2 separate regions of the Homo sapiens genome follow, and region 2 is linked to region 1. A link is a loop called in an ENCODE intact Hi-C map of the cell type or tissue named here. Cell type or tissue: right lobe of liver. All regions are shown on one strand. Links, peaks and the distances in the headings refer to the core of each region. The heading gives the core; the rest is flanking DNA.

Region 1 (11,790 bases), core at 1,308-9,307:
TCATCCATCTGTCTATCTGTAAGCCATCCATTCATCCATCCGTCCATCTATAAACCATCCATCCATGTACCCATCCATCCATGTGTGCATCTACATATCCATCCATCTGTAAACCAACCATTCATTCATCCATGCATGCATCCATCTATCCATGTGTGCATCCATATATCCATCCATCTATAAACGATTTATCCATCCATGCATCCATCCATCCACTGAGAGGCGGGGTAGCATGATGGTGCAGAGTACACCTCAGGATACCGCCATAGGGTCTACCAAATGTCCATTGTCCTCTGTAATTGTCAGTCATTTTGCTATTGATTTGTCTCATCTTAGGCAAGCTCTCTCTGGGCCTCAGTTTCGCCAGGTTTACCTGGGGATAGTAACACTTAAGTGTCTGTGAAGGTTATGCACAGCTGGTGAATTGCCAAGTCCAGGTGGACACCCACAGGCATTCTTGTGACTTTGGACTCAGAGGGATGTGGTGCTGGACAGTTTCTGTGTTCATAAGTGGATGTCCCTTTGCCTCCAAGCCATGGAGCAGACAGTGTTTGAGGGTGTCACCCCAGCAGGTGGTGGCTCCTGCCCTGCTCCCTTGCATTATGTATGGGAGCTGGGCCTTGTGCCCCATCCACCCTTTTCTGGGAGGGAAAAAGCCTCAGTCATCAGCTGCTGAGGTGAGAAGAAGAGGGGAGAGCTGACAGCTTCTGCGCTCCGCCCAATCCCCAGTAGTCGGGAGCTGCAGAAATAAATGAAACTGTACAGTTGGAGTAATTTGCTAATTTGCTTCAGTAACACCCCCAGTCAAAGACATGACATAAATACATGAGCACTGGCTCTGCACCCCCAGCTTGGGCTGCAGGATGGATGGGTGATGTGAAGTGGAAATGTGGTGAATCAGAGCCCGAAGGCAGCGATGGTGGCCACCCCCAACCCGAGCTGGGGGCTCTGGCTGCCTCCCTGCTGCAGTGTGTTTGGGGAGGGGCTCGATGAGGGGTCTGCTGGCCTTGGAGGAGTCTGAGGTGCCCGTCTAGAGGGGTGGGGTCAGCTGGACCAGCGTCCCCCTCCACAGCCGTGGGGCCTGGGTGGGTTTCCCAGCCTTTGAGCCTCATTCTGCTCAGCTGCAAAGAGGAGATAATAAAACCAAGTACCTTGGGGGTGCTCTAGGGAAATGAGATCTCAGCTCTCCACCAGCGGTCCAGAAGTGGCCATCTTTCCTGCTGTGTCCTCCCGGACCCACTACCAGCTGCTCAGGCCCACGCAGCCCTCTTCCCTCCTCTCCGCAGCCTGAGCCTCACTGGAGAGGGCTTCTCTGTACCATGCCTGGTCGCACTGTGGGGCTGTGGGAGGCTTCATTCGCCAGACTCCTGCTGGGGCCTGCTAGGGACAGAGCTGGGGGAAGCAAACACGCCTGCATCCATGTTCTTGGAGCTCTCCCATGAGCACAGCAAGCAGAGTTCCCAGCGTCCATCAGGGTGGGCTCTGATGTACAAGAGGAGGGTCAGGGAGGTGGAAGGGGCTTGTAGAATCTCATCCCAGCAGCCTGACTGGAAGAACCTCGGGCCAGGGCCAGGCTGTTCCCTTCATGTCCCCAGGGACAGAAACCCAAATGCCTGTTAAGAGTGGGCGGTACCTTCAAATGAATGAAGTGGACTGGGTGTGAGACGGTAGGGACAGGTGGGGATTGGGGCCAGCTGGACGCATTCATCCTGTCCAAGGGGACACAGACACTCAGCACTTCCTGACTGGACCAGTTAAATTGTATTTATTTCTTTATTTTTAGAAAACAGAAGTAATGAAATGTTATTAGGAATCTCTCAAATTTTTGATGTTGGCAACAAATTCAAGTTTTAAAAAAAAGTTGTGCCAAACAAAATATGTCTGTGGATGGGTCTGGCCTGCCTGCTTCTAGTTTGCAAACTCTGGCCCAGGGAAGCTCTTTGGTTTTTTTGAACATCAAAATTTTGTACATTTCCATTGATTATCTTCTATAATATCAGAACAGTCCTGCAAGGTCGCTGTTACTTTTCTCATTTTACAGGTAAGGAAACTGAGGCACAGGGAAGCTAAGTCGTACAGCGGGTTGGTGGCAGAGTGGGTCTGGGATCCAGGCTGCTGGAGCTGAGATTCTGTGGCCTGCTAAGTACCAGTGGCCCCCATGTACCAGTGGTCCCCCGCCCCAGAGTTGATAAATCCCGAAGAAGAAAGAGCAGTGCTTTCTTTCTCAAACCTGTGAAGCAGTCTGAGGTGGTTGGTGAGTCAGCTATGAGTAGATTGGGATTTTCTGCCTGTTCTGAAGAAAACTTCTGTCTCGCCTTGGGGTTCCCTTTCTTACCGCCCTGGCCCACCCTCCCTGGCCAGGCTGGGACCTGGCCATTTGCCGTGGCCATAGGGCACGTGGTTAGACAGACGGCACAGGTCTCATCTAGCTGGGGGTAGAGAAGAAGCTTATAACGGGGCACTGGACCCTTCTATTTCCTTGCTATTAGGATATAATAATGGCTGTAGTTATAGGACATGTACTGCTGTAAACCTCACTCTACCCTTCCCTGGAGCTCACGTAAGGGCTGGGGAGGCGAGCTCTTCCTAGAGTGCTTCCTGAGAGCTGAGTGTGATGGCACATCTTCCGAGTCTCAGCCCATATTGCAAGCATCCGTTTCCAATAAGAAAAACAATCCTTAGTATTTGGAGCAGAGGCATTTCTGGAATTTGGTTCCCCATGGAATGCTCACACAGCGGAAGAGGTAGAGTTTTTGGTCATGGTGGAAAAGGCTCTGCTGTTCCTGGGCTGCTGTGTTGTCCCAGGGGACAGACCACGGTGCCCGTGCTGCTGGGCATTGCCCCGGGAGGGTGAGGAGTGAAGGGGGTGTCAGGGGCTCATTGGAGCCTGATGGCCAGACAAGTGTTCTGGCACCTTGCCCTGTGTGTGCTTTAGCAGATGAAGGTCATGGTCTTCCAGGGATAGAGGGGATGCCTCGCGAGGTGTCGGTCTTTGTTAGCCACAGTTACTGCTTTGTGAACTGGTTATGGAATGTCACCATTTTCCTGTCTGGGTCCCCATCCACCCCGAGGCCCCTGTGCTGTGCTGGCGTCTTTGCTACTTGCCTGACCCTCCAGGTCACTCTCGGCCCAGGAGGGGCCAGGAGAAAGGCTTGGGTCTCCAAGTGCACTTTCAACATTTCATTTTTTATCCAAATCAGGGCTTACAGGTACCATCTTGACTCTCCAGGCCCATGAGTGCCCAGCAGCTGAGGCTGGTGGGGAGTGGGGAGTCAGGGGCCCAAGCCTGGGGTCAGGCTGGCTCTCAGATGGAGTAGGGGGCAGGGGCGAGTGGCGTTTACTGAGACCGAACAGCTGTGGTGGTCTTGCGCCTGCATAGAGCCAGCCTGGTGGGTGAGGCCTGCCGGGCAGCTGCCGAGAAACCAGCCCCCAGCCAGTCTCTCTTGGGTGACAGTGCACACTCCTGCCTAGGGCATCCAGAAAACTGGACCCCAGAGAGAGAAAGATGTGTACCTTGGAAGAACTACCCAAAAGTTCGCACACAGCAAAGCTGGAATGACACTATTGTAATTCAGTGGCTGTATACATAGACATTTTTGTTTTGATTCCATCTAGATTTTGTTTTGGCTTTGAATTTCCATGGCAGTAGGGGTGGGTACTATAATGTTTCCTGAGTGTGGGGTCTCCAAACATTTGAACTGGGCTCTGCAAAGACCTTGCAATTCCTTTTGGAAAGTGGAGGATAAAGAGTCCAAGATACCCAGGGGGTGGGGGCCTGGGACCGTGAGGCCAGTGACAGCTAGGGCTGGGGATGCAGCGTGGGGGTCTTCTTCCAGTAGAAAACTAGTCCAGACAGAAGAAACTGAGGCAGAGAAGTCCCAGGATGAGGCCAGGCACTCTGCAGCTCAGCAGCCTGGGAGGAACCTGTCCAGCCTCTTCCCGATGATCTCAGGGGGCCGATGGCCAGTGGAGGCCTGGACAGGCAGGACTGTGGGGACAGTGATCAGGCTGCTGCCTCCTTTGATCTGATGAAGACACCTGTTGGGGGCCTGGCAGCAGGTACCCCTGTCAGCGATTCCAGCAGCTTCCTCCTGCCCGCCCCTCTCTCAGCCATGCTGTGGCTTCTGGACAAGCTGACAGCTGTGTGCTGTGTGTCTGTCTGTGTCCACCCCTGCAGGCAGCCTGCCCTATGAGTACAAGATCGTGATCGCGGGCAACCACGAGCTGACCTTTGACCAGGAGTTCATGCAGCTTCCTCCTGCCCGCCCCTCTCTCAGCCGTGCTGTGGCTTCTGGACAAGCTGACGGCTGTGTGCTGTGTGTCTGTCTGTGTCCACCCCTGCAGGCAGCCTGCCCTACGAGTACAAGATCGTGATCGCAGGCAACCACGAGCTGACCTTTGACCAGGAGTTCATGGCCGACCTCATCAAGCAGGACTTTTACTACTTCCCATCTGTGTCGAAGCTGAAGCCGGAGAACTATGAGAATGTGCAGTCGCTGCTGACCAACTGCATCTACCTTCAGGACTCGGAGGTCACCGTGCGGGGCTTCCGGATCTATGGCTCCCCATGGTGAGTGGGCCTGGGTGCTGGTCCTGCCTGCTGGTGAGACCAGAGCTGAGGCTGAGCGCAGGGGGTGTAGGGGATGGGAGTAGCAGCAGGGAGCTCCGGATGCGAGGCTCAGGACTGAATCTTGACCCCTTACCCTCTGTGTGACCTAGGCAGGTCACCGCTGCTCTCTGGGCCTGTTTTCCCACATCTCACTGAAAATAGTATTATCAGCTGTAACCTGTGTTATGCTATGCTGTACTAGCTCACTTACAGGCAGGTACTATTATCTCCATTTTACAGGTGAGGAAACTGAGGCCCACAGTGGGTGAGGACCTTGCCAAAGGTCACACAGCTAGGAAGGGGCAGAGCTGGGATTAAACCCAAGCAATTTGGTTCCAGAACCCCTGCCTTTAATGAATATTCTATAATGCTAGGAATCTTTCTCTAATGCTGTCTTCCTGCTCCATACAAAAAAAGATGCATATGTCAGGGGCTGGGGGAGATGATGATCGTAATAATGATGATATTGGTGATGATGGTGATGGTGATGATGGTGGTGATGATCATCATGATGATGGTTGTGGTGGTGGTGGTGGTGGTGATGTGATGGTGATGGTGGTGATGATGATGGTTGTGGTGGTGGTGGTGGTGGTGATGGTGGTGATGATGGTGGTGATGGTGATGATGGTGGTGATGATCGTCATGATGATGGTTGTGGTGGTGATGTGGTGATGGTGATGTGGTGATGGTGATGATGGTGGTGGTGATGATGGTGGTGATGGTGATGATGATGGTTGTGGTGGTGGTGGTGGTGGTGATGATGATGATGAGGGTGAGGGTGAGGGTGATGATAGTATGGTGATGGTGGTGGTGTGATGATGATATTGAGGGTAGTGATGGTGATAATGATGGTGATGATGATGGCGATGCTGCTGATGATGGTGATGATGGTGGTTATGCTGATGGTGATGATGGTGAAGATGGTGATGGTGGTATGGTGATGATGTGATGATGGTAATGAGGATGATTACGGTGGTGGTGGTAGTGATGGTGGTGATGATGATGGTGGTGGTGGTGGTGTGATCATAATGGTGAGGGTAGTGATGGTGATAATGATGGTGATGATCATGGTGGGGGTGGTGGTGATGATGATGATGGTGATGGCAGGAAATAATTTCTGAGCAATTACAGTAATCTGGGCCCTAGGCTAAAGGCTCTATAAACCTTATCTCTAATCCTTACTCAGCCCTGTGAGGACTGATTTATTATCCCTATTCTATAGGTGGACAGAATGAGCGGCCACAGGGTGCCCAGTGCTGGCAGGGTGAGGTGGGCTTCATACATGGAAGGGCAAGATCACATATGCTTAAAAGTGTGGCTTGATCCTGGAAGGCTCCCTGGAGGAGGTGGGGTAACCTGAGCCTTGAGGGAAGAGAAGGGTATTCACAGGCAGGGAGGAGTAACGTGGCCTGAGGCTGCACTATCAGGAAGCAGCACAGTCAGCGAGGCTAAGGAGCCCTTTAGAGGCACAAAGGGCTTGCCTGGGTGGAAGGACTTCAGAGAGAGCTACTGCCAGCACAGAGCATCTGGGAAACCCCTGTGGCCCTGGTTGGTGCCTCATGGTGACCACCTAGTGGCTGGAGGCGGCAGGCAGATTTAGGACCTGGTTTCATCTTGCCATAGCCTCCTCATGGAGCAGAGGGGAAGGTGGGGAGGTGCAGGGCTGTCTCATCTTCCCTGGCCTCGGCAGGTGCCTGCTGTCATCTCCCTGGACTTCACGATGTACAGGGTCTTGGTGAACCCTCCCTGCAGCCAGTGAGGTCCCAGACAAGGACCTCTGGGCACTTGAGGATGTGATGAGGTCAGTACCAAGGACAAGGAGAGGAGGGGAGGTGGCTGAGTCTGCCTCACCGGCCACTAGAGCTCAGATCTGGAGAAGTCTGATAGGCCAAAAACCAGGAGGGCCGTCTAGAAGGAGGACCCAGCAAGCTTTCCCCTTGACCCCCCTACCAGCCAGGTGCACACACACAGCCTGTGCCATGCCAGGGAGTGGGAGAAGCCGAAGGACAGAGAAGGGAACTCGAGCCCAGGAGGTGGGTTCAGGGGCCCTGCTACCCTGCTCCAGAAGGGGTTTGGTGAGATCCAGGAGGGCTCCCTGTTGGAGGGGGCATTTGAACTGGGGCCAAAAGAGGCATGAGATTTCCACAGGCAGAGGAGGCAGAGGGAGACCACATGTCTGAACCTCTGTTATGTGTCAGGCCCTGTGCCAGGCTCTTCTTGGGCCTGTCACTTGACAGCCCTTAACACAAGGGCTGAACGCCCCCTCTCTCCATCCCGCAAGGGAGGCTGTGAGCTGGTGCTCCTCCTGTTCCTCTCAGGCCCTGTCTGGGGCTGGGAGCAGGTGGTGGAGGTGAGACCTGGGCTCATTTGTTGGGCAAGTTTCACTCAGTTTCCAACCGGGGTGAGCAGATTGCCTGCGTCTGCTGCTGTGGTGCCACGGAATGGATGCCAAGCCACTCTGGCCGCTACCCTCCCCTGGGAGGCTGGGTCCCTGCCACCATGCCCCAGCAGAGAGTGTCTGGGAAACCCCTGGGCTGCCCTGGTTGGTGCCACATGGTGGCCACCTGGCGGCTGGAGGCTGTGGGCAGATTTAGGACCTGGTCTCATCTTGCCACGGCCTCCTCATGGAGCAGAGGGGAAGATGGGGAGGTGCAGGGCTGTCTCATCTTCCCTGGCCTCGGCAGGTGCCTGCTGTCATCTCCCTGGACTTCACGATGTACAGGGTCTTGGTGAACCCTCCCTGCAGCCAGTGAGGTCCCAGACAAGGGCCTTTGGGTACTGGAGGCTGTTCAAATTGGGATACCACCACTTTTCAGCTGTGTGACTTTGGGCAGGTGGCTCAGCCTCTCTGGTCTTTCTGTGTAGTGGGGAAACGACACCGCCTGCCTTGTTGGGGGGTTGTGAGGTCTGCTTGGGCCCATCCAGGTGAAGGCCTGGCTCAAAGGAAGGCCCTGGAGAGTGGCTGTGGTCATTTATTATTACTGGGGTGCTCCTTGGGGAGCGAGGAAGAGGATAACTATTTAGTTTTATTCCACAAACCCCAAGGCAGGGCTAGGCCTGCAATTACCCCATTTTACAGAAGGGCAGGTAGAGGTTCAGGCAGGGATGTGGCTTGTCCAGGGCACCCGCGGGGTGGCCCTTCAGGCTGCCAGTCCTAGCTCTTCCTGCTCCAGGGCGGAGGCCATTCAGTGGCCTTTTTGAACGTATCCCGTGTGGCAGGCCTCCGTTCTCAGAACAGCCTTTGGGTGCATATGGGCCTTTTTGGCCCCCTGAGGAGATTGAGGCCTGGGGATTGAGCTGATATCCTCATGCCCTCAGGAATAAACTTGTTAATTCATTCATCAAGGATGTACAGAGTGCCAGGGAGACCCTGGGGACATGGTGTGGACAGACAGACACTGCTGCTGCCTTCATGGGGTTTACGTTCTCGTGGGAGACAGTCAACAACCAATTCCATCATCAATAAGAGCCATGAAGGAGGGGCCTTGGGTGCTGGGGTCAGGGGAGGCTTCCCATGGGGAAAGCCAGAGGTTGAAGAGATACAGGCAGCTAAGTGCAGCTGAAAGGGTGTGGCAGGCAGAGGGAACAGCCTGGGCAAAGGCCAGGAGACTTGAGAGGGCCTGGGGCATTTTGGGGACCACAGAGCTGAGTGTGGCTTCCGGGGGCCTGGGTGGATGACAGCAAGAGAGCAGAGACTGGGCAGCCAGATTGTGTTTGGTGCCGCCAGAACCCAGGTCCCTGGGTCCCCGGCCATACCCCCGTCCACCCACCGTGCTGCTGGTAGCCAGGACTTTGCGGGGCGGCCTTCTCCCTTGAGGGTGTCAGGTAGCCTGTCTGAGCCCTGGGCTTCCCAGTAAGTGGGAAGGTGACATGACGTGATCTAGGGAGCGTGCGACACTACCCTACGAGAGTCTCTTGGTAGAGAGGGACCCTCAGCTGCCGGTATCCCCAGGTGATGCTAGAAGCTCCACAATTGGAAGTGGCATTAACCAGCCCCTAAAACTGTATTCACGGCTGAAGAACCCGCCGGCCTGGCTGCTGATCCTGCCTGGTGTCGAGTGGGGTGTGGGGGGGTTGTGCACCCCCTCCCCAGCTGTCTGTTGAGGTTCTGGCTGGGGCCCTCCACTCCCCTGGCGCCGGCCACCCGGGCATATGGCAGCTCATTCGGGGGGTGCAGGTGATGGAGCTGCTTGTGATCATTGTGAAGTTCAGATGTTCCAGATTTTCCTTTTCTTCCCCTCTGCCCTCAACATATTGGCTACCACGTGGACTGCAGGAGGCATTCCCTCCAGCTTTAGAAGCACAGTTAGACCAGCAGGCAGGGAGCAGGGATGAAACAAACACTAGCAATGAGTGACCTAATAGCTGCTGCAGCTGGACATGTGGGCAGGGCCGACCAGGCTGAGGGGCAGACGTGTTCACCATGTGGCCTTAGGAGGTAGACGGCAGAGCAGAGGACAGAGGGAAGTGACAGGAGGCAGTCTCACCAGTGAGGGAAGACTCCCCCATAGGCAGGCGCCCAGGGGAGAGGTGATGTGGCCTTACCAAGCAGTGAGCTGCCCATCACGAGGGGCATGCAAGCAGGGGGTCTGCTGTGGGTGGGCCTAGTGCCCTTCCAGCCCCTTCCCCTTTACAGGGCCACAGTTCCTCTGCCTGTGGCTGGAAATTCCCCCTTAAGCAGAGGGATGCATGGACCCATTCCCAGGAGGTCCTCTCTCTGCTAGACTTGGAGGCTAGCCTTGATATTGAGGGCTTTACATAGCAAGCTAGAAAGGGGAAGCAAAAAGCAAACATATGGTTATAGCAACTGGCTTTTCTTCTGTTACCACTAAGAGATACTCTGCTTGGGAGAATGGTAGGTCAGATTTTCTTTTTCCCTGGAGATGGGGTCTTGCTCTGTCACCCTAGCTGGAGTACAGTGGTACAGTCACAGCTCACTGCGGCCTCGACTGCCTGGGCTCAAGTGATCCCCCCACCTCAGCCTCCCAAGTATCTGGGACCACAGGTATGTACCACCACGCCCGGCTGATTTTTAAAATTATTTGTAGAGATGGGGTCTCATGTTGTTGCCCAGACTGATTTCAAACTCCTGGGCTCAAGCAGTCCTCAGTGGGTTAGATCGTAATGGTTTTGACTTCCTTGTTTGTTGAGCCACACACTCTGAGGCCCGCTGTGGTTTGTCACGTGCCTGGCTCTGTGCAGGGCTCGGGAGACCCTGAAATGGATCAAGCCTGCCTCCCAGGAGCTCAGGTTTGACAAGGGCCTATAACTACTGGGGGCAGGGGCCTGTGACTGTTGGCATCCTCTGCTTACCCAGCCTTTGCACAAGCCAGACCCCCTGCTCAGTGCTTGCTCGCATGTTCTCATTCAGTCCTTGCAGTGGGTTGATTCTCACGGGTGTGTGCTGGTGCAGTGTCTCTGGGTGGTTTTCATTTGCATTCCCCTAATGACCAGTGAGGCCGAGAATCTCTTCCCATGTTGATTGGCCACTTAGATTTCCTCTTTTGGGAAGTGCTCAAGTCTTTTGTCCATTAAAAACAATAATTGGATTGTTTGTCTTTTTCTTACTGGTTCATGGAGATTCTTCATGTATTCTGATTATGAGTATGAGCCTTTTCCCAGTTGTGATGTTACTAATAGCTTTTCCCCCTCTGTGACCTCTCTTTCCCCTGTCTTAGCAGAGCCTTTGGGTGAACGGAAGTTTTAAATTTTGGTGTAGTCAAATATCTTCGTGTTTTTCTTTGTGATAAATGCTTTTGGTACCTTATTGCAGAGATCTTCTGTTCTCTGAAATAATGAAGACTTATTTCTTTTTCTTTTCTTTTCTTTTTTTTTTTTTTTGAGATGGAGTCTCACTCTGTCGCCTAGGTTAGAGTGCAATGGCATGATCTCGGCTCACTGCAACCTCTGCCTCCTGGGTTTAAGTGATTCTCCTGCCTCAGCCTCCTGAGTAGCTTGGATTACAGGTAGCTGCCATCATGCCCAGCTAATTTTTGTATTTTTGTAGAGACAGGGTTTCACCATGTTGGCCAGGCTGATCTTAAACTCCTGACCTCAAGTGATCCACCTGCCTCGGCCTCCCAGAGTGCTGGGATTATAGGCATGAGCCACCTTGCCTGGCCCTGTTTCTATATTGTCTTCCAGAACTTTTGCTGTTTTGCCTCTTATGTTCAGGTGTTGGATCCACTGGAAATGATTGTGTTGATGGTGTGAGATAGGGATCTTGTTCAGGGTTTTTCCACATGGACACCCTCCTGGCCTAGCACCATGTGTAGAAAGCCTATCCTCTTTACTCCTACCACCCTTATCTGACACGTGGGGTCTGTGTCTGGCTTCTCTCTCCTCCATTGGGCCATTCAGTGTAGGACCGCCCTGTCTTTATTACTCCGGCAGTTGATTTATCTTCTCTTTATCCTACTAGGGCGTCTGAGGCTTCATAGGGGCAGGGACCCAGATCTCTCTTTCTCATAGACCTAACTCCAGTGCCCAGTACAGAGTCTGGTTCCTCATAATAAGTATTTGTTGGATGAATGAATGAGTGGATGAGTGACCAAATGGATGGATGGCAAGCTGTGGGGACTCAGTTAAAATCCAGGCCAGGTTTATTCTCCTGCGATTGAACCTTTCTGGGGTTCCTCCCAGGCCTGTCACCAGCTCCCTCCCCTCTGTTTCCTTCTTCCTCTTCCGTGCTGCTCTCTCTAAAGCAAGGCCTAACTGTGCCCCCTGCTGGCTTGCCATGTCGCCCCCTTGATACCATCCCCTTCACCCTCAAGCTGAAGGCCAGATGCCCCCTCCTGTGTCCCCTGGATCTTGGGCCCTGCCCTCCCCAGCAAGGGTTCCATCACAGCATCATCACTAATGGGGGCAGGGCCATAACCACCGCTGTGCCCTGCACTTACCAAGCCTTTCAGTCTGTTCAGGCAAGAAGGGATGAAAGTCTCATTAGGGTGGCGTGTTTGTGCTGCCCCCTCCCAGGGCGCCGTGACGTTCCAGGGCTCAGGGAGGCCGTTTGTGGACCCTCAGGTGCAGCCGGTGTTGGGCCTTCGCTGAGAGCAGCTTAGCGGAAGGGGGCGGGAACCAACTGCAGGAGAAGAGGAAGAACTCAGCTGGTACAAAATCCCAAGTGTTAAAAAAAATCCCGTATACATACCGTATTCATTTATGGGTTTTGGATGCATTTT
Region 2 (11,790 bases), core at 1,931-9,930, 75 kb before region 1:
TTGGGTACTTTTTTCCACAGTCCTGTGGCACAGGGCCTGATGTTATCAGCCTCATTTTACAGATGAAGAAACTGAGGCTCAGAGAGGATGCCAGGCCTCCCCTAGGTGCCATGGTTCTCACCACACAGATGAGGGAATGAGGCTGGATCCCAGCTCCTCCTGAATCGCAGGCAGCCTTGGCCAGCAGGCTGCTGGGCTTTCTCTGCCTCCCTTCTTCTTCCTGCTTGTTCCAAGATATGTCATCCTGCCAAGCGCTGGGGCTTAAGGCAGTCGAGACGAGAGTTGGGTCTTGGGGAAATTCTGGGCAGGAGAATGCTGGTGGGGGGGGCTCTGAGAGCAGAGGGGGCTCCTTGTGGCTCCCTCCCACCCCAGCCGCTCAGCGTGGATAGTAGAGGTGACCTTGGTACAGACATGGAGTTTCACCAGCCTGGAAGGGAGGGCCTGGATGCCAGGGGCTGGTGATGTTGTCCCTGTTTCCAGCTCTGCCCAGCACGGCTCCAGCCCAGTGTGGGGGGGTCCGATGGGGCTGAAGCCTTGGGAAACTCGAAGGCCTCTCAGTGGAGGGGACAGCTGGGCCAGACATGTGGACCAGTGGGAGGGATAGCTGTCCTGGCTCTGCCTGAGATGGGACCCCAGGGCTGCCAGCCTCCTAAGGGACAGAGACATTGGGATCGGCCCTGGTGAGCCCTGGGTAGGTCCTCGGGAAGCCACCTCCCTACCACAGTAAAGCACTGTGCCCTCCTCCTTTCACCCGGGCTTGGTGGGTCAAATCCAGGCTCTACCCGGCCTGGTGGCTCAGGCGCGATTTCCTCTTGTATTCCAGGGGTCTGGCAACAGTCATCTCTCAGGGGTTGTGAGGATGAAGGCAGGTGTGTAAGGCACCCTCACCCTCCTCTGGGCCCACAGTTCCTGGCACCTCCCTTGGTCCCAGCACAGTGATGACAGTGAGGTACCACCATCTGTCACCTGCGGAGTTCACAGGCTGTGCTGGGCGCTTTTCTTTAGTTCTTCTTCTTCTTATTTTTTTTTTTTTTTTTTGAGACAGAGTCTTGCTCTGTCGCCCAGGCTGGAGTGCAGTGGCACGATCTCGGTTCACTGCAAGCTGCGCCTCCTGGGTTCATGCCATTCTCCTGCCTCAGCCTACCGAATAGTTGGGACTACAGGCGTCCCCCACCACGCCCATCTAATTTTTCTTTGTATTTTTAGTAGAGACGGGGTTTCACCATGTTAGCCAGGATGGTCTCGATCTCCTGACCTCATGATCTGCCTGCCTCGGCCTCCCAAAGTGCTGGGATTACAGACGTGAGCCACGGCGCCCAGCTGGATACTTTTCTAAATGCTCTACTGCCCTGACTTATTTAATCCTCATGCTGGCCCTGCGAGGTGGAGACTAAGATTGGCATCTTCCCATTTTACAGATGAAGGAGAAAGGGGCCCGGAGCCGCACAGTGATTGCCCGAGGTCACCACCCGGCCCCTGAGTGGTGGGGCTGGGCGCCTGGCTCAGAGCCTGAGGTCCTGGCCTCTCTTCCAGGCTTCTGTTTCGCCCCCTGGGTAGAAGCTGCTCCTTCACCTCCACCACTGGCAGGAGCAGAGAGGCCCAAACCAGGGCTGCTTGTCAAAGGGATGAGGGAGGGCTGGAATGGCCTTTGCTGGGGCGGCGCTCACAGTGATTAGAGTCTGGGGTGATGTGGCAGGCAGGGAGGTGAGGACAGAGAGAGTGGGGAGCTGATGAGGCTGGGGGTGGTGGGCCCTTGGCTGGGGCAGGGCCTGGGGCAGGAAGCAGGATCGGTCCTGCATCTCTGTTAAGAGCCGGGCTGCTCAGCAGCAGGCGCCATGGCAGCCGAATCCCAGGCAGAAGGAAGCAGCCTGCGGAGGGTGAGCAGGCACCAGCGGCTGCCCTGTAGCCAGGGCACTCCGCCGCCACCGCACACGGCACAGGCTGAGCGCTGGGGGCAAATACAGCTCAGCAATGCTCCGCGCTGCGGGTGGCAGCAAGAACCCCTGGGGCTGGGGGCAAACACCAGGCCTGGCACCTGGGCGTCTGCACCTCCCTGAAGCTGAATCCACGGCACAATCTCTGCTCAGCCTCTGTTTGCAGTGTAAACACCCGCTTTCCTGTGCGGGCCGCCTGGTCCTGCCCGCCCTCCCTCACTGCGAGGGGTGCAAGGGGAGGGGCGTCCACTTGGCTCCTGCAGTGTCCTGGGCCCGTGGGTGGCTGTGTTTGAACGTGAGCTTCAGATGGGCTGTTTGTGTGGCACCAATGACTGCCGCCAAAGAGAGGGAGAAGGCTGGGACCACGTTGGCACTGGTCAGCCTGGAGGGTGCAGACACAGGCCAAGGGCTAGCGACAGCCTGGAAAACTGGCATGGTGTGGGCACAGTAAGCAGAGGGCATGGTGCAGACGAAGGCAGGGAACCAGGAACTCAATCCTGGATCACATTTATAGGAAATATCAGGACCCTGGAGTGAGCGATGTGAGGCTGGGCTCTGCACTGGATCACCTGTGCCTCTTTTGCTGGTGCTGAGCTCAATACCTGACATAAACAGGGGCCCTCGCTCTCCAGGCAACTATCCAAAGGGGGGCCCCTTAATCCTCATCTTCCTGGCAGATGGGCATAGAAAGCCCATTTTGCAGATGAGGAAACTGAGGTTTTGACATGGTGTCCGGACTTGCCCAAGGTTGTGCAGGGGGCAGGTGGCAGGTGGCAGAGTCAGAACGGGAATCTTGGTCCAACAAGTGCCAAAGCTCCCACAATAGTCCTGGAATTGCCCTCGTTGAGAACTCAAATGCCCACTGCCTCCTTCCTGAGGTTGTTGGTGTGCAGGGCTGCCGGTGTGCGGGGCTGCTGGTGTGCGGGGTTGCTGGTATGTGGGGTTGCTGGTGTTGGCTTGCTAGTGAGTGTGGTTGCTGTTCTCTGGAGTTCATTTGCTGGTGGTGACCAGAGTGGGCATCTGCCCAGGACATCCGGGGCTTGGCAGGAGCTGACCCCACCTGAGGCCTCCATGTGAGAGCTGGGGCACCTGCAGGCTGGGCTCTTCCTGGCCTCCCCAGGCCGGGCTAAAGAGGGCATCATGGTCAAGCAGAGGTCTGGCTCAGGCCCCTGGAAGGAGGGCCAAGGCCTGAGGAGAGGAAGTCTAACCAGTCTCCCCCACTATGGCCATGACATTCACTGGAAGTAGCAGTTGGGATGTGGTCAGGGCCAGGAAGAGAGGCTGGACACCAAGGTCCTGATCCTGGTCCCAGCTCTGCCATGGATGTGCCCCTTGGATGAGCTGCTTCCCCTCATTTTCCATCTGTCAAATGTGGATGACCTTGGCTTTGCTAGGTGGCCCTGGGAACACAGCACAGCCATTTCCCAACACATTTCAGACAGTGGTCTCTTCTAGCCAAGGAAACCTCTGCCCCCGATGGACACTGGAGTCATTATTCTCAACATAATGGAGGATCGCTCCCGAGTGCTGGAGACTCAGAGGCATAGGGAGATGCCTCGTTTTTCGGGGGATGTCTCCCCTTCTTATCACCATCATCCTAGCCCCCATGGGGACCCTCTCCTCAAGGTCCCCTATGGCATCCCATTGCTAAGTCCAAGTTCTCCTACAGGATCTGGTCTCACCCCTCCCTGCTCTCCCCGCACTCCTTCCTCTGCACCCTTCTCCTGGATTTTGGGTTCCTCAGGACCCAGTCCTGGCCCCCTCTCTTCTGGCCATTTCCTATAAGATCCTGACTACTCCCGTGGCCTCCTGGGCCACCTGTGTCACTGCCAGTCACCCCTAAGTCCCCGATCAAAGCTCAGGCCTCTCTCCTTGTGGCCCCTGCCCTCTAGCCAGCTCTCTTGTGTACCCCACAGAACCTCATGCTCAAGTGTTTCCAACTGAACTCTTCATCCTCCCCCTAGCTGGCTTCCTGCCCTCGATCCCCCCATGTCACCCAGCGAGCCCCACTGGGTGTCCTGGAGGAGCCCAGGCCGGTGGCTCCTCTCCCTCTACCTGTCCTCAGTGGCCTGGGTTCAGCTGCTCACCCTCTATCTCTCCCTGTCCACTCCCTCCCTCCTCCCAGTCATCTCCTGGGCTCCTATTACCAGTGTCATTGTTGGAAACAGGGGTCTCTCATGTCTGTCTTGCTGCATGGACCGAAGTCCGTCGGCCGCCTCGGGGGTCCTCTCCATTGGGACATTACCCTACTTCCTCTCCACCAGGGCACACCTGGTACACACCTCCACTGGGGACCTACCACACCTCTTCTTCCTCCTCTTCACCAGGGCACACGTGGCTCCCTCCCACTGCAGGGCCTTTGTCTGGGTTGATCCAGAGACGCAAGGACACAGTGCCCAGGGATCTTTCCTTGGGGGCCTGTCCACCTCCCTCCTGTAAAATGGGAAGCTGCGTGTCGGTGACTGCCTCGCCCACAGGCTCTTTCTTCTCTGGGACTGGCCAGACTCCCTCCAGATGGCCCCACCCCTGCCATGGCTGATTGGTCCAGGCTGGACACGTGACCCAAGTGAAACCCAATGGGATTCTCTCCTGTGATTCTGAACCCGGGGAGGAGACCTGGAGCCTGGAGGTGGCAGCGACTTGGGAGCCGCGTGGGCCTGTCTGTTCCACACACTGCCTTCTTGCCCCTTCCTTCAACCTATGGCCCCCTCAGAGGACAACCTTTTTCCTTAAACTCCTCGGACGAGGTTCCTGTGGCAGCCGAGAGAGTCACGCAGCGGGGGTGCCTTCCCCGCCTGTGGGGGAGCCCCAGGCGGCCCGCACAGTCTCGTGGTGGTCGGGCCTGGCCACGTGTGCTCCTCGGTCCCCATGTGGCCCCAGCAGGGCGCCCGCCTCCCTCCCAGGGCTTCCTCCCCCAGGAGGGATAGCAGGAAGGCAGGCAAGGACAGGACCTGAGTCCACACCTCGTCCGCGGTCACCTGCCTGACCAGGAGGAAGGGGAGGGGACAGGAGTGATTCCACGGAGGTCACCTGGGAGCTGGGGCTGGGCGACCCCAGGGCTGGATGACCTCAGGGCTGGGTGACCTCAGGGCTGGGTGATCTCAGGGCTGGGTGACTTCAAGGCTGGGTGACCTCAGGGCTGGATGACCTCAGGGCTGGGTGACCCCAGGGCTGACTATTGGCGGAGCACCTGGGGTGGGTGCCATGGGCACCTGAGAGGGAACTTTGACCTGAGCGGAGGTCAGAACCCTCCTCTGAGGAAGTGCCCCACCCCACTGAGCTCCCAGAGGCTGGTGGCAGGTTGAACAGGGGACTATGCCAGCAGAGGGACTGCCTTCCAGAGACTTTGGATCATCACCACGATGGGTTGATTTTACAAATTTAGCCACTGTCACCGGAGGCCTGGCTGAACTTCAGAGTTTCTTCTCCAGCGTCGGTTTCTTGGTTTGTAATGGGGAGGGCTGGATCCCCCTGCACTGATACTCCCATGGCATGGCTGCGGGAGGGGCGCCCATCCTGCTGGCCTGGTGGCTGTGGAGCGGCCGGAGGTGGCGTGTGCCAAAGCTGCTGCTGGTGCTCCCTCTGGCTGCCTTGGGGTGATGACAGGAGCTGACGGCTTGGCAGCAGCTCCCAGGGAGGCAGCAGCCGGGCTGGCGGCGGGTGGTGGCGGTGGTGGGAGGGGGCTTCTGGAGAGAACAAAGCACTGAGGATGCTGGGCTCCAGGGGCGACAGAGGAGTGGGGGATGGGGGCAGGGTTCTGGAGTGTGTGGCCCACAGGGAGGCCATGGCACGGGTGTGTGTGCGGGTGTAGGATTTGGAACCCACCTCGTGGTTGTGTGAGCCCAGGCAGGTCACTTAGCCTCTCTGGGCCTCAGTTTCCACAGTTGTGCAATTGGAACAATACCATCATTACATTATTGTATCCCCAGTGCTGAGAGTAGTGAGTGGCACAGAGTAGGCATTCACTGAATTTTTCTGGAGTCAACAAATCAATAGGTTTGATGGAAGACGGAACTGGCTAATTCATGCTCAGCTCAGTGATGGGCCCATGTTCGTTCTAGAGAAGCAGTATCTTTGTTATTGCTGCTGTGATTGTTTATCAAGGGTGCAGAGGACTGAGCCAGCATGGAGTCCCAGGGCAGGAGAAGAAAGTTGGTCAGTGCATCTGGATGAGGCTGGACTCTGGGACCAGACCATGGAGACTTGAGGGCCACAGCCGGGCGGCTGAGAGTGGGGGAGGGGCCCATATGCCAGGAGTGAGCAGGATGAGGTCTGAGCAAGACCACACTAGACACCAGGGAGAACGTTGGTGGCCCTGGCCTGGCCTGAGGAGGCAGGGAAGCAGAGAGGGCACCTGCGATGGCTGTTTAAGGAAACTCAGTTGAGGAGGTGGATGAGATGGGGCAGGAGTAGGAGGGTGAGGTGGGAGGGACAGAGGCCTGTTTCTTAGGTCAGTTGATGCGAGCAAGTATGAATGCAGATGGAGAGGGGTGGGTGCACCGGGCGTACCTGAAGGTGTGGAGAAGTGGGGTACCAAGTAGAGGGCTCTTGAGGGAGGCAGACACTGGAGGGGAGAGAGGAGTTTCAGGAAGGGCTGCAGCTTAGGGTTTAGGCTGGTGAGGGTTTCCTTGGTTCAGTGAGATACAAAGTATGCTTGTCTTCAAGGCAGAGAACTGGAGACCCCACGAGCTGTGAGGAGAGGAAGGTCTGGGGAGAGATGGCAGTGTGGAGGTGGCAGAGCCCTGCTGGACCACAGTGTGGCCCTGGTCAGCTCCAGACCCAGCCCTACAGGGACGTAATTGCCTCTGGGAGCCCAGTGGGTCTTTCACAGGGAGATACCAGCTTCTGTGGCAAGCTTTGAGATAACCATCCAAACTTCCAGCTGCCATTTTGCCTGTGGGGCACAGGTTCTGGGGGCACCCTGCAAGGCTGGCAGTCCCCAGGGCTCCATTGCATTTTGGGGAAACTGAGTGGTGGACACTGGGGTGGGGACAGGGAGCAGGAACTCCAGGCCTGGCCTGGTGCGGAGGCTGCTTTACCAGTTTGCTGTATGCATGGGTCAGTTCACCTCTTTGTTCACTTATATGCCCACAGATTGCCTAAAGTTCCTTCCAGTCTAATACTCTGGGATTCTGGGCCAGTTTCTGGTCTGTCACAGCTGAATAAGAGTGCAAGGGCAGGAGTGGAATGTTCAGACTGCTCCAAGAGGACCTTGGCCCAGGTAGGAGTGGCGAGTGGATATTGTTTCTAGGGCCAAGCCCTCAGAATGGCTGCCTGGAGCCCTGTGCAAGGATTCTAGTTTAATAGGAAAGAGTTCTGTGATTGATTAGTGATGTCTGCTGTGGACACACAGTGGGAGGTATAGAGTTTGAGTAGTTTCTGCACTGCCCCTGCCTGGGCTTTTTCTTTTGCTAGTGGCACTAGAACTGGGTGCCACTCCAGCCCTACCAGAGACTCAAGGTGTGACCTTGGGTAAGTCCATTCTTCCAGCCCAATTTTGTCATCTGTAAACTGGAGATAATACTGCCATCTTTCCTGGTGGTTATGAGGATTAAATGCATAATTTGTGCAGAGTGACCAGCTCAAGGGGGATGCTCAAACATAGCAGCTTTGATCTCTGTGAGTGGTTTGCAGGGTCAGGGTGGTCAGGGGAGTATAGGGATGGGAGTCAGGAGGGAGGCTGAGCGCTGTCCCCTTGGGTGATGGCCTGGGGACTGCACATGCACACATACCTTTCTCCTCCCCTCTGCTGCCTGCAGAGTGGTGTCAGGGAGTGGAAGTATGTGGAGGTTGGGGTCATGCAGATCTGGGCAGGGTTGCAATGCACCCTTGGCCAAGTCATTCAGTGCCTCTGACCTCACTTGACTCATTGGCAAAATAGATTCTTTCCTGATGAATTAGATAGTAAAGTTTATCAGCAGCCTCTGCAGCCTCAGGTAATAGGCATTAACAATCCTGGACAGAAAACATAAAAGTTTCTTTTTAGTCTTGCCCTCACACCTTGACCTCCTCTTCAGGAGCCATTTATCCTTTCCTGGAATCTGAGGAGAGAATATTTCCTCTCCTACACTTCCTTCTTCTTCAGCATGGGTCTCAGTTTTCCTATTTGTACAGTGGAGGAATAGAGTGGGGTTGGAGAAGGGCACTGAGGTCCCCACCAGGTCTAACTTTATTCTTTTTTTTTTTTTTTTGAGACAGAGTCTCACTCTGTTGCCCAGGCTGGAGTGCAGTGGTATGATCTCAGCTCACTGTAACCTCTGCCTCCTGGGTTCAAGTGATTCTCGTGCCTCAGCCTCCTGAGTAGCTGGGATTACAAGTGCCCGCCACCACACGTGGCTAATTTTTGTATTTTTAGTAGAGACAGGGTTTCACCATGTTGGCCAGGCTGGTCTTGAACTCTTGACCTCAGGTGATCCACCCGCCTCAGTCTTCCAAAGTGCTGAGATCACAGGCTTGGGCCACTGGACCTTAATTCAACTACGCTGTTAGAAAATAGCTGGAAACATTTGGAGTAGGGTGTGAATGACTGCCATGGCAGACACATGACACTGCCTAGCTGGGTTCTGTGTCATCCACACCCTGCTAAGAGCTGCATTTGGCCTGAGCTGGTCTGGCTTCCTCACCTTGAGGGGAAAGAGAGACTGGGGCTCATCCAGAGAAGGGCAGGGGTGTGCAGCCAGGTTAGCCAAGACAGCTGCAGGGCAGGCTGTGGAGCCTGGGGAGGAAGAGGCTCAGGGAGTTCCACTGATGGCCCCAAGGCTCCCTGGGGAACCCAGGAGGGAGCTGAGGGTGCTGTGCAGTCCTGGAGGTGGAGTGAGAAGCAAAGGGAGAAGTTCCAAGCTCAACAGAAGAAAAAACTTCTCACAGGTAGATGTTCCCAAAGGTAGAACAGGTCCCAGGCAGGGGAAAAGCAGTGGGCAAAGGGAGCAGGTGGACCTTGCAGGAATGCAGGGGAGAGGCCTATTTTCTGAGGAGGGCAGCAGGGGGCAGCTGCAAAGTTTGTCTGGTGCTATTTCCCCAGCACTGCTCCTTCTCCCCAGCTCTACTGTCCCTTCCCCACCTCTTCTGTCCCTCCCCCACCTCTACTGTCCCTCCCCAGCTCTCCTGTCCCTCCTCCAGTCCTACTGTCCCTCCCCCAGCTCTACTGTCCCTCCTCCACCTCTTCTGTCCCTCCCCCAGCTCTCCTGTCCCTCCCCAGCTTCTGTCCCTCCCCCACCTCTACTGTCCCTCCCCCAGCTCTCCTGTCCCTCCCCAGCTTCTCTGTCCCTCCCCTACCTCTACTGTCCTTCCCCAGCTCTCCTGACCCTCCCCCCGGCTCCACTGTACCTCCCCAGCTCTCCTGACCCTCCCCACCTCAATTATCCCTTCCCTAGCTCTCCTGTTCTTCCCCAGCTCCTCTGTGCCTCCCCCAGCTCTGTGATCTCTCCCAAGTTCTCCTGCATTGTCTCCTTGGGAAAGTGCCTCTCACCATTGGATAATGGCTTCCGTTTTAGGGTGCTTTCCCAGGATCCTCTGTCTGATGCATCCTGGTGCATGCTGTGTTGACTGAGTGTCTTCTGGGTAGTAGGAATGGAGATGCAGGTCCCATAGTGCATAGCATGGGACCTGTTGTGGTTGGGGAGGCTGGGGCAGGCACCTGCTGGCTGTCCTGGGGACCACCGCTGATTGGTACTTGCTGGAATCAGAGCTGGCACTAGGCAGTTCACGGTCCTGATTCCATGCCATTGGCACAACCTTGCAGGGCAGTGTCTTTTCCTTCATGTTACAGGTGAGGCAGCAGGCCGGCACCCTGCCCACAACCACATAGAGGGCCCAGGCTTGTCTGACGCCTCAGGCTGTGCTCTCTCCAGCTCACTGCGGTGCCTCTCCCAGGTGAGGGATACTGGGAGTGGGACTTCTGGCAGGAGAGGAATGGGGTGGGGCTCTGGGTGGTGCTGGTTTGGGCTCTCAGAAGGCGCCTGCATGGCGGGAAGCCTCAGCTGTGTGCTGCTGGACCTCAGGCCCATCCAGCTGCCTCCTTCGCTCTTGATTCCACCCAAGGTTCACAGGCCCAGACCCTACCACTGGCCGTGGGCCAAGGTCGAGGACAGAGCAGCCACAGCCTATGGTGGGCCAGGAGGGGGAGGTTGCCTGGGTGAGCATATCTTTGGCAGGACAGGCAGGACCCCCTCCCCAAACAGGATGCTGGGCAGGGTGAGCCGGGAGCTCAGTGAGGCCTGAGGGTGGGGAGGGCCGGAGGGACTGCAGGCGGATTCGGGAGCAGGTGGACAGGACCTGGGTACTGCCCGATGCAGGAGTAAGGGACAGGGGACAGGGCATGGGGATGCACAGATTTTGGTTCTCACTGCCCTGGAAGAAGCTGCCCGCTCTGAGCTGCTGCCTCCTGCCTTCATCTTCCAGCCCTCTGCACCCCCGAACATTCGCTGCAGGGTCTGCTTGGTCCTGGCCAGGACACTCGTGCCAAGACTCAGGCCCATGTCCCGAGCCCTTTCTTATCCGAGCCACCCATGGACCTGTCTGGTGTGGGTGAGGGTGGTGTTTGGGGCTGGGGGTGGGCAGAGATCTGGGTCTGGGCTTTCATGGCTGGAGCCAGGACCTCCCTCACTCATCCCTTTCCTGGGTCCCAGGAGCAAACCCTGTTTGGCTCCTTCTTTCCCCACATTTGACTCTGGCACCACTGTTGACCTGGCTCTGGGGTCAGACTACTGGACTTGAACCCAGGGTTCCTGCTGCTGGCCCCCACACCTGGGCCTTCTGTGGGTGGCATGGGCAAATGAGCCTGCGGTAGGGGCAGCTCTGGAGATGTCAATCCCAGAGAGAAGAGGACACAGGGGACCTGCCATGAGCTGGTGAGCTCACCCAAACTCCCACGGTAGGGAAAAATGTCCCCAGTGATAAGGGCCTGGTTTTCAGAGCCTGATGCCCCAGGCTCTGCAACTTACTCTCTGGGTGGGGATACTGAGCTCGGGGATGTTAGACAAATCAGAAGCTCAGCTGGAGGGGGTGACTGGAAGCCTGTGGACCTCATAGTGTCCCAGTTCATGCCACCGTTGCCACCACTCCACAGTGAACAGGTTGGGTGGTCATGAGGATTGAATGAGGAGCCCAGCACAGCCCCTAGGCTGAGCAAATGCTTAGCAAGGGTCAGCTGGTGTTGTGGAGACTGCGATGCCACAAGCCATGTAGCTCTGGCCTTTCTGCCTCGGGGGGACCCCTCCTCGCTATCCCTCTGTCCCCGCCCCACACTCTGTCCCTTGGATTGCTGCCTCTGCTTTGCACTTGGCTTTCAGTCTTCCGCCTCTGCCCACTGCCTGAGGGATCTCCCCAGGGCGGGTCCTGGCCCCGACCACTTTCCCTGGTGTTCTTCTCTGTGGCCACTGACAGTGCAGCGAAGAGGGGCCGCCTCTGCCTCCCAGGCACTCTCTGAGCAAGCCTCCCCTTTGGTTCCTGCCTCTAGGCCTTTGCTTCTGCTCCCTCTGCCCGTTATGCCCTCTCTGCCCTTGTCAAGGGCACTCTCCAAGCTCCTCTCCTCTCTGCTTTCCAGGAGGGACGGGAGGCCCCACTGTGCTCCTCAGCCCGTGTGCCCCTCGGCCTGGCAGGGCATGGTCATTGTGTTCTCAAGCCTCACAGCCTCTGGACCTCTTGCTCAAGGGCAGGGCTGGGCCCAAATGCCTCTGAGTCTCTGGCTTTGCTTGGCCCAGAGGAGGAGGCAGAGACAACTGCAGAGGTGGGCTGAGTCTGAACCACCTCCTGGCTTGCCCCATGCTGTGCCCATTTTTCAGAAAAGGAAACTGAGGCCCTGAGTGTTGAAGTGTGGTGTCCAAGGGTACACAGGCAGCATAGGACCGGAAGACCT

Evidence for each region. A loop is a pair of places that touch in the nucleus more often than their neighbours do. Peaks named below come from ENCODE experiments on the same cell type or tissue, not always from the same donor. Only the 100,000 strongest peaks of a DNase experiment are listed, where the experiment ranks them.
Region 2: it touches region 1 in a loop (2.2-fold over the local background); 2 of 110 quality-filtered maps call a loop at or near these places.

What each region holds. Positions count from the first base shown.
Region 1 is chr22:43,470,392-43,482,181 of GRCh38, forward strand. It overlaps MPPED1 (metallophosphoesterase domain containing 1), which reads left to right. Exons shown (of 7, transcript NM_001044370.2): 4 at 4,345-4,570. Among named protein-coding and RNA genes, the nearest start is that of EFCAB6-AS1, 40 kb to the right of the region's middle. In right lobe of liver, for the core only: a CTCF peak has its summit at 6,172 (motif pointing left); DNase peaks (open chromatin) are centred at 4,210, 6,150 and 8,990; H3K4me3 peaks cover 1,376 bases; H3K27ac peaks cover 3,348 bases.
Region 2 is chr22:43,395,077-43,406,866 of GRCh38, forward strand. It overlaps LINC01639 (long intergenic non-protein coding RNA 1639), which reads left to right and starts at 5,255. Exons shown (of 4, transcript NR_146918.1): 1 at 5,255-5,378; 2 at 7,029-7,155; 3 at 9,703-9,806. In right lobe of liver, for the core only: a CTCF peak has its summit at 5,475; DNase peaks (open chromatin) are centred at 2,195, 4,496 and 5,065; H3K4me3 peaks cover 290 bases; H3K27ac peaks cover 2,742 bases.